Linked DNA regions of Homo sapiens: region 2 is linked to region 1. The links are chromatin loops, found by intact Hi-C in ENCODE. Cell type or tissue: prostate gland. All regions are shown on one strand. Links, peaks and the distances in the headings refer to the core of each region. The heading gives the core; the rest is flanking DNA.

The links. Hi-C counts contacts between places; a loop is a spot of excess contacts. Peaks named below come from ENCODE experiments on the same cell type or tissue, not always from the same donor. Only the 100,000 strongest peaks of a DNase experiment are listed, where the experiment ranks them.
Region 2: a loop joins it to region 1, with 7 times the contacts of the local background. A loop is called at or near these places in 24 of 110 quality-filtered maps.

The regions. Positions count from the first base shown.
Region 1 is chr2:66,442,492-66,447,871 of GRCh38, forward strand. MEIS1 (Meis homeobox 1) reads left to right here. Exons shown (of 13, transcript NM_002398.3): 6 at 411-557. Among named protein-coding and RNA genes, the nearest start is that of MEIS1-AS2, 4.9 kb to the left of the region's middle. RefSeq lists enhancers at 1-1,591, 3,227-3,563 and a silencer at 1,166-1,460. In prostate gland, for the core only: a CTCF peak has its summit at 2,860; no DNase peak of the experiment used is centred there; H3K4me3 peaks cover 4,309 bases; H3K27ac peaks cover 4,929 bases; H3K27me3 peaks cover 872 bases.
Region 2 is chr2:66,692,078-66,697,457 of GRCh38, forward strand. LINC01798 (long intergenic non-protein coding RNA 1798) reads left to right here. Exons shown (of 6, transcript NR_110156.1): 6 at 3,126-3,511. It overlaps LINC01797 (long intergenic non-protein coding RNA 1797), which reads right to left. Exons shown (of 3, transcript NR_110265.1): 3 at 4,953-5,218. Among named protein-coding and RNA genes, the nearest start is that of LINC01797, 8.5 kb to the right of the region's middle. In prostate gland, for the core only: no CTCF peak of the experiment used is centred there; no DNase peak of the experiment used is centred there; H3K4me3 peaks cover 1,253 bases; H3K27ac peaks cover 4,508 bases.

The DNA of each region.
Region 1 (5,380 bases), core at 292-5,291:
AATATATATGTGCATATATACACACGTATACATTTTTTTCTTAGACACATTAGAAAGGGATTTATGATAAAGTCACTGGATGAAATTAAATAGTTTACCTTAAATGTCACCTACGCAGGTCACCTCTCTAATGACCACAGCCCCAGGAGCAGATGAATTTAACACGGGTGTTGAATATGTTGTAGCCTGTGAATCATCTTGTCACTGTCAATTTTCTGGGATATCTCTATTTTGCAAGAAAAGAAAGTTATTCCTAATTCTGGATGCGTCTGGGGGTCTCTGGAGGACAATTGCCCTGTGTTTCCCCTATTTGGAAGTTTGGATCTCACAAGGGGGGTGGATTGCACTTGTCAATGTCATTTATGCACTCCTGATTATATTCCCATTTTTTTATTTCTGTCATAATGTAGGTACACGAATTATGTGACAATTTCTGCCACCGGTATATTAGCTGTTTGAAAGGGAAAATGCCTATCGATTTGGTGATAGACGATAGAGAAGGAGGATCAAAATCAGACAGTGAAGATATAACAAGATCAGCAAATCTAACTGACCAGGTATGCGCTTTTCAATTTCAACATCCCTGGGAAAAAAAAAAATCTGTATGCATATTGCTTGCTGGGTCACTACCACCTCCTTTTATTATTTGCATATGATTAAGTCCCTTTTAGATACATTTCCATCGAAATGAAAATTTTTGAATAATGTGGCTATTATTGCTTCATTAAGGCTGGCTCTGGGATTCGACCTGAAGAGATGAGCTTGTAAAAGCTTTGCTAGCAAACTTGACCTGTTTCTTGTCGCTTTTAATTTTTGTCTTTATTTTATTTACCCTCTATAATAATGGGAGTGTTAACTGCCAGTGACCGCCTCTGATTGTAGGGGCTTTGTTCCGGAGCATTTTTCCCCCTTCTATCTTCAAGAAAAGACAAGTGTAGGGTCTGCTTATTTCTTATTTTATTAGGAATAAATCCAAGATAGGTGGTCTAAGAAAGACAGCGAGAGTTTGAAATCTAGCAAATGCTGGCTATTTTCTCCCTGTCTGTACGGTTCATTAGCCTGTCTTGTCAGTTTTCCTCGGCCGAACGCTTCTAGACCTCACTGAACATTGCTTTGTGTGGTGTTCACTGCAAGCTCACCCATTTTATTGTACTTAATAGAAAAAATAAGACCAGGCCGAGGTTATAAAAACAGATAAATATGGACTTTTCTCCTCCTTCTTTCCACTCATCCTCCAGCTGGTATGTGCTCTGGGCCCTCTGGGTTGGCAGCTTGTGGACATATCAGCATCAGGGGCACCCCGGCGGCTCCCTGGGTAAGGAGTGTGGGGGACCTCGCACCGCCTTTGCTCTCAACTGAGGGCCTTGGCTTGCTGCACCCTCTCCTCTCCTGTCTTCCCTCCAGGCCCTTCTTCCGATGCGTTACTAAGTGGGGACGACTTTTATTTGGAATTGCTGTGGGGATTTCTCTCTCTCTGTCACCCCAACACCACCGTTTGCTCCCAGGGTGCCTCTCTCTCTCCTGTGGCTGTATCTCTGGATTGGTCCAAAGGAGTTGCAAAAATGCAATGAAAGTGAAAACGTGTAGAGTGAGTGAGATGAAACAGGGCTCAGAACAGTTCCGTTGCGAATTGTTGCAAGGCGTCTAGAGATTTGGGTAGCTGGCCTGCTCTGCACCCTCCCACCCTTCCCCCCTATATAAGTGAAGTCCCAGTGTTGTTTCTCTTTCTGACTCGGCACGTGAGTCCAGATTTGGGGGAAGAGATCAGCCTGCCTTTGTTAAGCCAAAGGCCAGCTACTCTGCAAGCTCTGCCATGATCTCTGTTGGCCAGTGGCTGTCTTGTACAGTCCTTGTCGAGCGCCTGACGCCTGGTTCTTAGTGTCATCTTATGGTTTTCTTCTCTCAACATCATCCTCTTAAAATACATTCTCAGCTTGATTTTCTCTGGGCAATCCCCGCGACATGGGCTGAATTCCTCTTTTGCCCATGGGGAGCGAGAAACAGGCAGAGCAGAGATTTAAAAGTGCCAATGCGCCGGGTCCGCACTGTGATCTGGAGAGTTGGAAACTTTCGGCAGTGTAGTCCATTGCACAGAACACGCAGCGTGCGCAATCCCAGTGCGGCCCCACAGAAGTGGGAAAACTGCAGGCGGCTCCCAGCCTTGGCCCCCGCGGGCGGCCCGGGCCTCACGTCTGGTTCAGCCCGCCAGCCCTGGCCCGGGAGCTGTTGAGTGCCGATTCTGCTGAGGAACCCTCGAGTAGCTGCTGTGGAATAAAAATTGCAATCCAACAAGCCTAACTGGAAAATGGGATTCTAAAAGCTCCGGAGTGCTGGGTACATAAAGCTATTTGAGCAAATTACAAGAATCGCTTAGGGGCATGAATGAAATCAACACTTTAATTGCCTCCAAAATGAAGATTTATACCCCATTTTCTCAAGGAATCATTATTTTATTAAAGTCAAAGATAAAAGACCAAAGTTATGGGAATTTTTTGGAGGGGGGAGAGAGAATACAAAAATTAATATAATATCATGGAGCTCCCCCCTTCTCCTTCCCTAAACTTTTGTTACCCAATTCCCTTCAGATATGCAAATATTGGTATGCAATTGTATCGGATAAAACTTCTCATTTTATTGTCTTCTACCTCTAAAATGAGAATCTGACTTCTGGTCCCCGCTGGTTAAGAGTGGGCTTCGAAGCTTTGGCTGAGCTCGTGGCGCTGTTGGCCTATGCGCCTGGGCTCGCTTGTGTGACCCCCTGGGGCTCACCCAAGTTTCAGCTGGTCGGAGGACAGCAAACCCAAGGTCCGGTTTGGAGAGGGGAGCGCAAAGCGCTGGACGCATGCGGTACAGTGCCACGGCCGCCGGTGGGCTCCACTGCCCTGGGGAGCTGAGGCGCGACGAATGAAGCACCAGGGCGCCTGGTGGGCGCCAGTTCTCCGGTCTGGAGCCTGCTGGCCTGTCCCTCCGGGGCGCTGAACCCCTAGTGCGGCGTCCTGGGGGCCGGGCAGGAAGGATGGCCTCTCCACCTGTCTGCGAATGCAGCCCAGCCAGTTTGAGCCTCCGCAGAGGGTGCGCTCCGGGACTGGGCGCTTCTCGTGCTGTGAGAACGCTGGGCCTTGTTAGCTCATTAACCCCTCTGTCTCTAGGGCCCGTTGGCGGCACGGTTTATTTTATTTTACCTGTTTTCCTCGGAGGGCGCGAAGACTGCCACCCGCGCGGGGACCTGGGATCGACGACTTTGATACTAGGCGGTATCCCGGAGGGCTAAGTCGGCGGAAATCCACTTGACCTTGTAGCGTTAGTCCTTTCTTTTCCTTTCCTTTCCTTTTTCTTTCTTCTCTCTTTCCTATTTATTTATTTATTTTAAAAATAGGATTAAGACACCAGTAGAAGCTGTAATCCCGTTCCTTCCCCCACTCCCAGTCTTCCGGGCCGCCTGGAGGTCCCTGCCGGAGAGAGCCACTTTGGCGGGCGCAAGCCTCCTGGGCGCCCTCTCCTGACCGCCGCGCTCTCGGCTCGGCTTGGCTGTTCCGGGCTCCCAGAGGCTAGGGGAAGCGAGGGGCGCCAGGGGCTTCCCGGCCTCAGCGTGGGGCGAGGTCCCGGCTGCGACCCCGGAGCAGAGGGAGAGGGGGGCCATGATGCTAGGCGTCGAGGCGAGGGTTGAGCCTGTTTGGCTTCAGAGAACGATGCGGGTTCGACCGGAAGCGGGGCGCGTGTTCTAGGGGCCCTTGGGTGGATTAGGGGGCGCCAAGAGGGGTTAGGCGAGGAGAGGCCTGGCCACCCAGTTGCTAGACTTTAGGCCGCACTCCAGGAAGGAGCAGTCGGCTTCCTTCCTAGGCCGCTTCTATTGCGCGCCACTCCTTGAATCTAAGCATTTTCCACTCCAAGAACGCGTTGGGAGAGAGGGGAGAGCGGAGCAGAGTCTCTAGGCCCCCAGGGCCGCCTCCCGGGGTGGCCACGCCTGCCGGTAGCGAGCCGAGATTAGCTAGGTCTGTGCTCGGGCCTCAGCGGTGGCCCTGGCTCTTCCCATAAGCAGCGGGAGGCAGAGAAATGGTCCCTTTGGATTACAGTTTTTATTCAACAGCAGCTCTCCGGGGGGTCCTCGTCTGAATCTGCATTTAGCAGCTCCTGGGCGAAGGCTGTCGGGCTGCACAGGACGCCCTGTTGCATGTTAATCCAGATTTGTCTCTGACGTCTGGGGAGAAGTAATATGGCTTGCAGTTATGGAACCAGAGAGCCACGCTCGCCAGGCAGGTTAAATGCCAAGTGCTGCCGAGCTCCCGGGGGACGGCCGCCGGGGCTGTGCAGCCCAGACTGGAGAGCGCAGGGCCGCCAGGCCTCTGGGATCTGGGGCAGGCCGGGCCCGGTGCGCTTTGGTTCCCAAGTGGTCCTGGGAACTCTGATGGCGATTGTTTTATTTCAAAAGTTCACAATGTTGTTTCTGAAGCAGAGTTTGGCTTAAAATCCTTTAAACTGAGGTAGAACTTTGACAGAAAACGCCCTCCTCCGAAGAAGCGGGGGAAATTCTTGCAAGGGAGATTTAAGCTTTCTCTTTAAGGGAGGTGTCACAGTCAGGGATGAGGCAGGGAGGGCAAGAAACAACCTAATGTCCTGCATGGATGGGATCTGCTGCTTTAGAAGCAAATAGATAGGGCCAGCGAATATTTACGAATACTAGAAATGTCCGCAATTCCTTGTCATCCAATAAGAAAAGTGGACACAAACAGCGGGAGGCAGAAAAATGGTCCCTTTGTCAGGTAGTTTGTTTTTAAATGCTTCCATTTGTATACATCTTATTTAAATTATAAATGCTTCGTAGGTTCCCACTTAATGCCTTAATCCTGAAACCTCTCAGTCCACAGGACTTGCAAGTGATAAAGTCTTAGCATCACCTAACTTTACATTTGATTGTGTTGTGGGTCATGTGATATAGTCTTAATTCCTTTTAAAATATATGTCAAATGGAAATTATGGCAAGATTCTCTTTAATGATTAAATAATAAGGTGTTGACTGCTTGTCACTACACTGGCTAATTGGGATGTTCATTCTAGGCCCTTTATTACATAGCACCCTTTGAATTAAAAGTTAGTTGTTTACTGGGTATATTTTTATTGTTACTTTCTGATTGGCTTTTAGTGTGTATTTATGTGTGAGTTTCAGAGTAGGGATGTATTGATTCTTAATAGGGACACTTTTAAAACATTCTAGAAAAAACAAGGGGAAAAAAGTACACCATAGATGCAGATAGGTTGAGATCACTTACATTGGTAAATGTCTCTAAGTCTAAACGCTAATACTACAAAAAATCCTTTGCGTAGCTTCCCTCTCTCTCTGTCTCCCTCTTTCTCTTTCAATCTCTCTCTCAGTGGAAGTCCC
Region 2 (5,380 bases), core at 330-5,329, 250 kb after region 1:
AAAAATGGCATAATATAAATAGTTTTACAAAGCAACAATATAATCAATCTCTAAACTAGAATATAAATCAAGGATTTCATTAACTGCTGGTAGCCAGTTTAAATTGTAGTCTTGTCCATAATGTCTATCTATCTATGTATGTCCAAGTTATATTAAAAACCTTTAAATGGCTTTGTAATATCAGCTACATCTAGCTATTATAATAATTAATGGTACTGTTTTATAAATCAATACATGTATTCTTGATAAATTCATATCCAGTTAATGGTGTAATTTAAATAAAAAATTAATGTAATAAAGGACATACAGAAGCGGGCAGGAAATCTTTAAAGGTTAAGAGCCAAATTTGTCTAAATTCATTTTTAACCTGTTTTGGAAAAGTTTATATTTAAAATCAGCTGAGACTTACCTTGTTTCTGTAAAACTAATCTTGCCATTTCTGGTGGTATCTAGTATTAAATTTGTAAGGTGTTTTCTGACGTTGTTTTAATTACGTAGTTACAATACTGTGGAATATTTTACTGTCGTTGCACTATTTTGTGACTATTGCATATTCTTTAGTAAAATAGAACAAAACAAACTAAAAACATCACACCAGCAATTTATTTTTAATACACAAATGCATGTAAATGATTTATTTTTTGAAAATCTCCAAAACTATACACACATTTTATTTAAGGGGAAAAATGACTGACTAGTTCAATAAATTTGCATGTGGAAGAGCCGAGCATTTTCACTGCTTCCGCTGAGTGAACATTCCAAGAATTTTAGAAAGAAAAGAAAAATGCATGAAAGAGTCTGAAATGTATTTTAACGCTGCACCCGGGTACAGGAACATTCTACCAAAAGATGAGTGTATTACAGTTCTAATGTAAAGAATACATACCAAAGACATATTTAAAAAATAACAAGATTTAGAAAAACAACTGAAGGTTGTATGTTATCAAATACAATATCAAATCTTTCCAAATAAAATTTCATTTGGTTCATAAGAGTACGCGTTTTACAAAAAATATCTTTCAAAATTATGCAGACCAGTCTGCCCTGCCATCCTCCTTGACATGATGCAGAAATGTTCCTTTAATCCACTGAGCTTTTTCTGACATTTTTCTTAACATTGCTGAGCCTTATTTAGAGCACCAAAGGAGGCGTGTGCAGTTTTCTTTGACACTGATGGGTATTTCAAAATGTTACAGAGAGAGGGGGGAAAAAAAAGAAAGAAAAGATTTGCTGCCAGTCACTTCATCAATAGAGCTACAGAAGCAATTACTATTTGTTAAAAGTTTACATTTCAAATGAAGCTAAATTTTAAAGAAGTCTCATCCTTTTAGAAGGACTGGTGCTTGGAAGAGAGAGGAAGAGAATGCACATTAGTGATTACATGTTAAAGTGCACTCAAGTACTGGAACCATTTAAAATGTATTGTGTTTTTAGTTGAAACCTGCAGCAAAACCACTCCTAAGAGGCTTAATTTAGGTTTTATAGGAGGAACATAAAAAAGACCAGGTTACAGCAACATGCTGAAATATGGGGTACATTTTAAATATCTTCATTTAAAAACGTATGTTTATTTCCCCTCCTGGGATCACTAACGTGTGTCTCCACAGAGAAAGCAAGGACATGCATTCTTAAAAATTATCTGTTAAAGGGATCACATTCCAAGACAGGTTTGAGCATTTTTATTACTACAGATAACCTCTTAATTGTGTCACTGCCTTCCACTTGTTAATCAGGGACATTCAACATAGTTAACCATGCAGTGGTTGTCTTTAGAAGAATACATTATCATTAAGGATTAGAAACACATTTTATTCCTATAATCATATTGCATGTATGGTTTTAGCACTGCTAAAACCCTATTTACCTGCTTTAAATACATAACACCTAAGAAAGGATTGAGATGCCTATAACAATGTTGTTCACTACTTCAAACTATGCAGTCCATGAAAAGCTTTAAGAGACAGATAATTTTACTTTTCTTGTCCCCCTCCTCCACCTCCCCCATGTCCCACGCAATTCCTATTTGAATTGATTTTAGGTTTCTTGTGTAGCCACCAGCATCTGAGATACTCAGGTACTCTTTCAGAGACCAAGGTGTAAGTGTGAAGTAAATAAAATCATGTTTCACTGTTGCTTTATCAACCCTCCTAGGTAGTTTTTCTGCCAGCCAACCTGCGCTGTTAAGACCCATAAAATTATGCAATAGTGACTTCTTTGGAGGTTCTCTAATCAGATAATGGCTGGTGTTGGGAGGCAAGGGCCCAAGGCAATGTTGCTGGTACTTAACACTGTGGTTGGTCATTACTTGTCTAGTAGAGACCAATAAACAGCTGATTACTGTCCTATATGGAGCCAATATTTTACATTTATCCTAGTTATTTTTTCCTTTTCTTTTTAAGTTCTTATAACAGGAAGTATTTGTCAAGAAGATATATGAGTAATAGCCTCCCAGGCACCTTAAAAATAAGAATTTTCCTACCATGAAATGATGCCTTTTGTGGAAAGGTGGGAATGATTCTGGTTTTTACAAGAGCAAAGGTTTGATTCGTTTCAAGCCCACTTCTTTCAGACAGGGACACTCCACGACACCATCCCTGCTGCTCCTTGTCCCTTTCCCCCTCTATGACAGGTTCACAGGCTGCAACCAAGGGATTTTAAAATGCAAAGGTTTACATTCATATTTGCACTCTGGCAATAACAGGCCCATTTTGCTTCCTCTGTAAGCCTGTGATAATTGATGCTTCATACCTGGAACTATGTTTCATTTATCTCTTTACTCATGAAGATAGTATATAAATAAAAGGTAATGTATGGAAAGGAACCAACCATCTGAAATAATAGTCCTAAATCCAACTAGATAATCTTTTAAAGCTGTAAGAGTCAGAGATGGAGATTTCTAAACTTTCAAAGAAAACTTGATTGCAAATGAGAAACCTGTGCATTTTTGAATGCTTATTGAATTTGAATGTCTGTGTGGGCCAAAAAGAATCAGAGGGACAAATGGAAGGCAGGAAAGAAAAGGTGTAAATTTTAGATGTGTTTTAAATTAATGTATTTAATGACATATTAGACTCATTACAATTTTATTGACTTTCCCTTTACATTTGAATGTAATTTTTTACTAGCCGATGCAAGCTGCAAAATGGCGAGTCTTCTAAGGTGCCTTTCCTTCCCTGGGATCCTCATCTTAGAATGAGCAGAGGCACATCGATAAGAACTGGACCTTGATTTCACAACCTCATACAAAGCCAGGCAATTCTTGAGCCAAACAAAGGGGGTGTAAGCTATTTCATTTATTTTGATAATCCTCCTCTTGCACGGGAGCATTTTGCTGTCTTTGTCAAAGTGAATGACAACAATTTGGCCAACTCTCTCTGAGCTGCACTCAACAGTGACAGGCAAATTATCAGAGGCCCTGCACTTCTTATTATCAGAGGAGAAGCCATCAGGGGGACGCATGGAGGATACCTCTCCCTTGTCACTATTTGTCAGTGGGACAAGGGCCACTGCTATGGGTAGCTGACAGGTAATTTCAACAATAACAATTACTCCTATTACTGGTGTCATAAACAATTCGCCCAAGGCATGACAATAGCAAAGCTTTATAATTCAATGCCATATAAATAAATGCCAGCAGGTAACAAGTAATTTAGCTCCAATCAAGCTTTCACCCCGGCATTAATATTGTTATTGCAAGAAAATGGAAAATTGAAAAAATTCAATATGTTAATGAATTAAGAGAGGTTCAAGGGCTAGACAAGACGAGTTGGAAAAAGGAAACAAAAATTATTGTGGTATCATATTTGGTGCCATCCTGGAGGCCAAACATCAGTATAATTACTTTAAGACAAGAAGGGGAACTGGAGTGCCTTAGATCTCAGAGCAGGGAAAAATGTGACATGAGCTTTCAAAAAATCCACCTAACTCCAATTTCTGAAGAATATAAGGAGAAATATGAGAGTGTATATATATAATGTAGCATTTCACTGGCTTTCTTTTTCTACCTGAAATATTTCATATGAAGCAGAAGCATGAGTATCAAAGAAACGTTTCCATCTGTTTAAGAAAATTGTATCAGCACCTGCTTCCTTTACATTAAGTCTCATAATGAAACTATTTTAATAATCCTTTTTTTTTTAATCTGGGGTGAAGGTAAAGCTGAAAGTCATCTTTGCTCTCCAGCTGTCCACCTTTTGGAAGTGGACTAGAGGATACAGTGTTATCTTCATACGTAAAACTTCCTGATCAAGCCAATTTGCAATTTTAGTATTTGTCCAGCAAGACAATGTGCCATCATGGTGACAGCAGTAAAAGAATTTGAAAATCTCTAATTAGGAGAGCTGCACACCAATTAACGCATGTCAAATTTCACTTCATCAAGTGCCACTCTAATTTTCCCTCTAAAAATTAATGGATTTTTTTTCTTTTGGTATGTGTGTGTGTCCCCTTAAGGCAATGTTGATTCAAATCTGCTCGAGATGCAGTGTTGCACAGCTAAGCATCTTCTTGATTACAATCCGCCACACTTCTAACTGCGCTCATTCGCACTGCCACGGATACTTTGTCAACAGTCAAATTACACCACGCTGATAACAATGCATAATGGTGTTCCTCCTCCAGTCCCCTGTCAGGAGAGGGGCTTCATAAAAATGTGATGTTTTCTTCTCAACTGTATCTAAAGGAAGTTTGTATGACCAGGTCCCCAGTCAGGTGTTGATTTTTAAAATTAGTTTGTTAATTTCAAAAAAAAAAAAAAAAAGAAGAAGAAGAAGAAGAAGCAAACTGATGGCATATAAAAAGTCCTCATTGAAAAAAAAATCAGCAAAGAATGAGGAATGGAGAATATCTATGGCCAAAGTTTTGCTTAAACACTTTGTTCTGAGACATTTTCAAGAGCACTATTCTTGGTTAAATACCAGATTTTTTTTTTCTTTACTTATGGTCTATAAACATTGGAAGCCTCTCTTGAACAGACTGTATTTAGATTGTGCTAGAAGTTTGTTTAACTGCCATATTTGCCAGAATCCTCAAAACATCACAGGACATAGAAGACAAATGACTTTGTGTGTTGCGGGGAGGGGGGTGGGGGGGAGTGCGTAAGGGGGTCAGGACTGTATATTCCAGATAAATGTTGATTCACTTTTAACTATTTTTTATCCTAGTTGCTTGTTGCAGATTGGTGTGTCTGAGGCATCAGCACGCGTGGTAATATTTCTCACTGAAAAATGAAAGAAAGAAATGTAGTGATTAGAAGATGATTTTACATTTAGTCTTTTTAGAGATTATTTAGATTTCTTATTTTTCAAAAACAATCAGAACCAGAACAAAAACAAGGAAATTAAACAAAATTTTAAATATATTCTCTCATAGATTCTTCAGG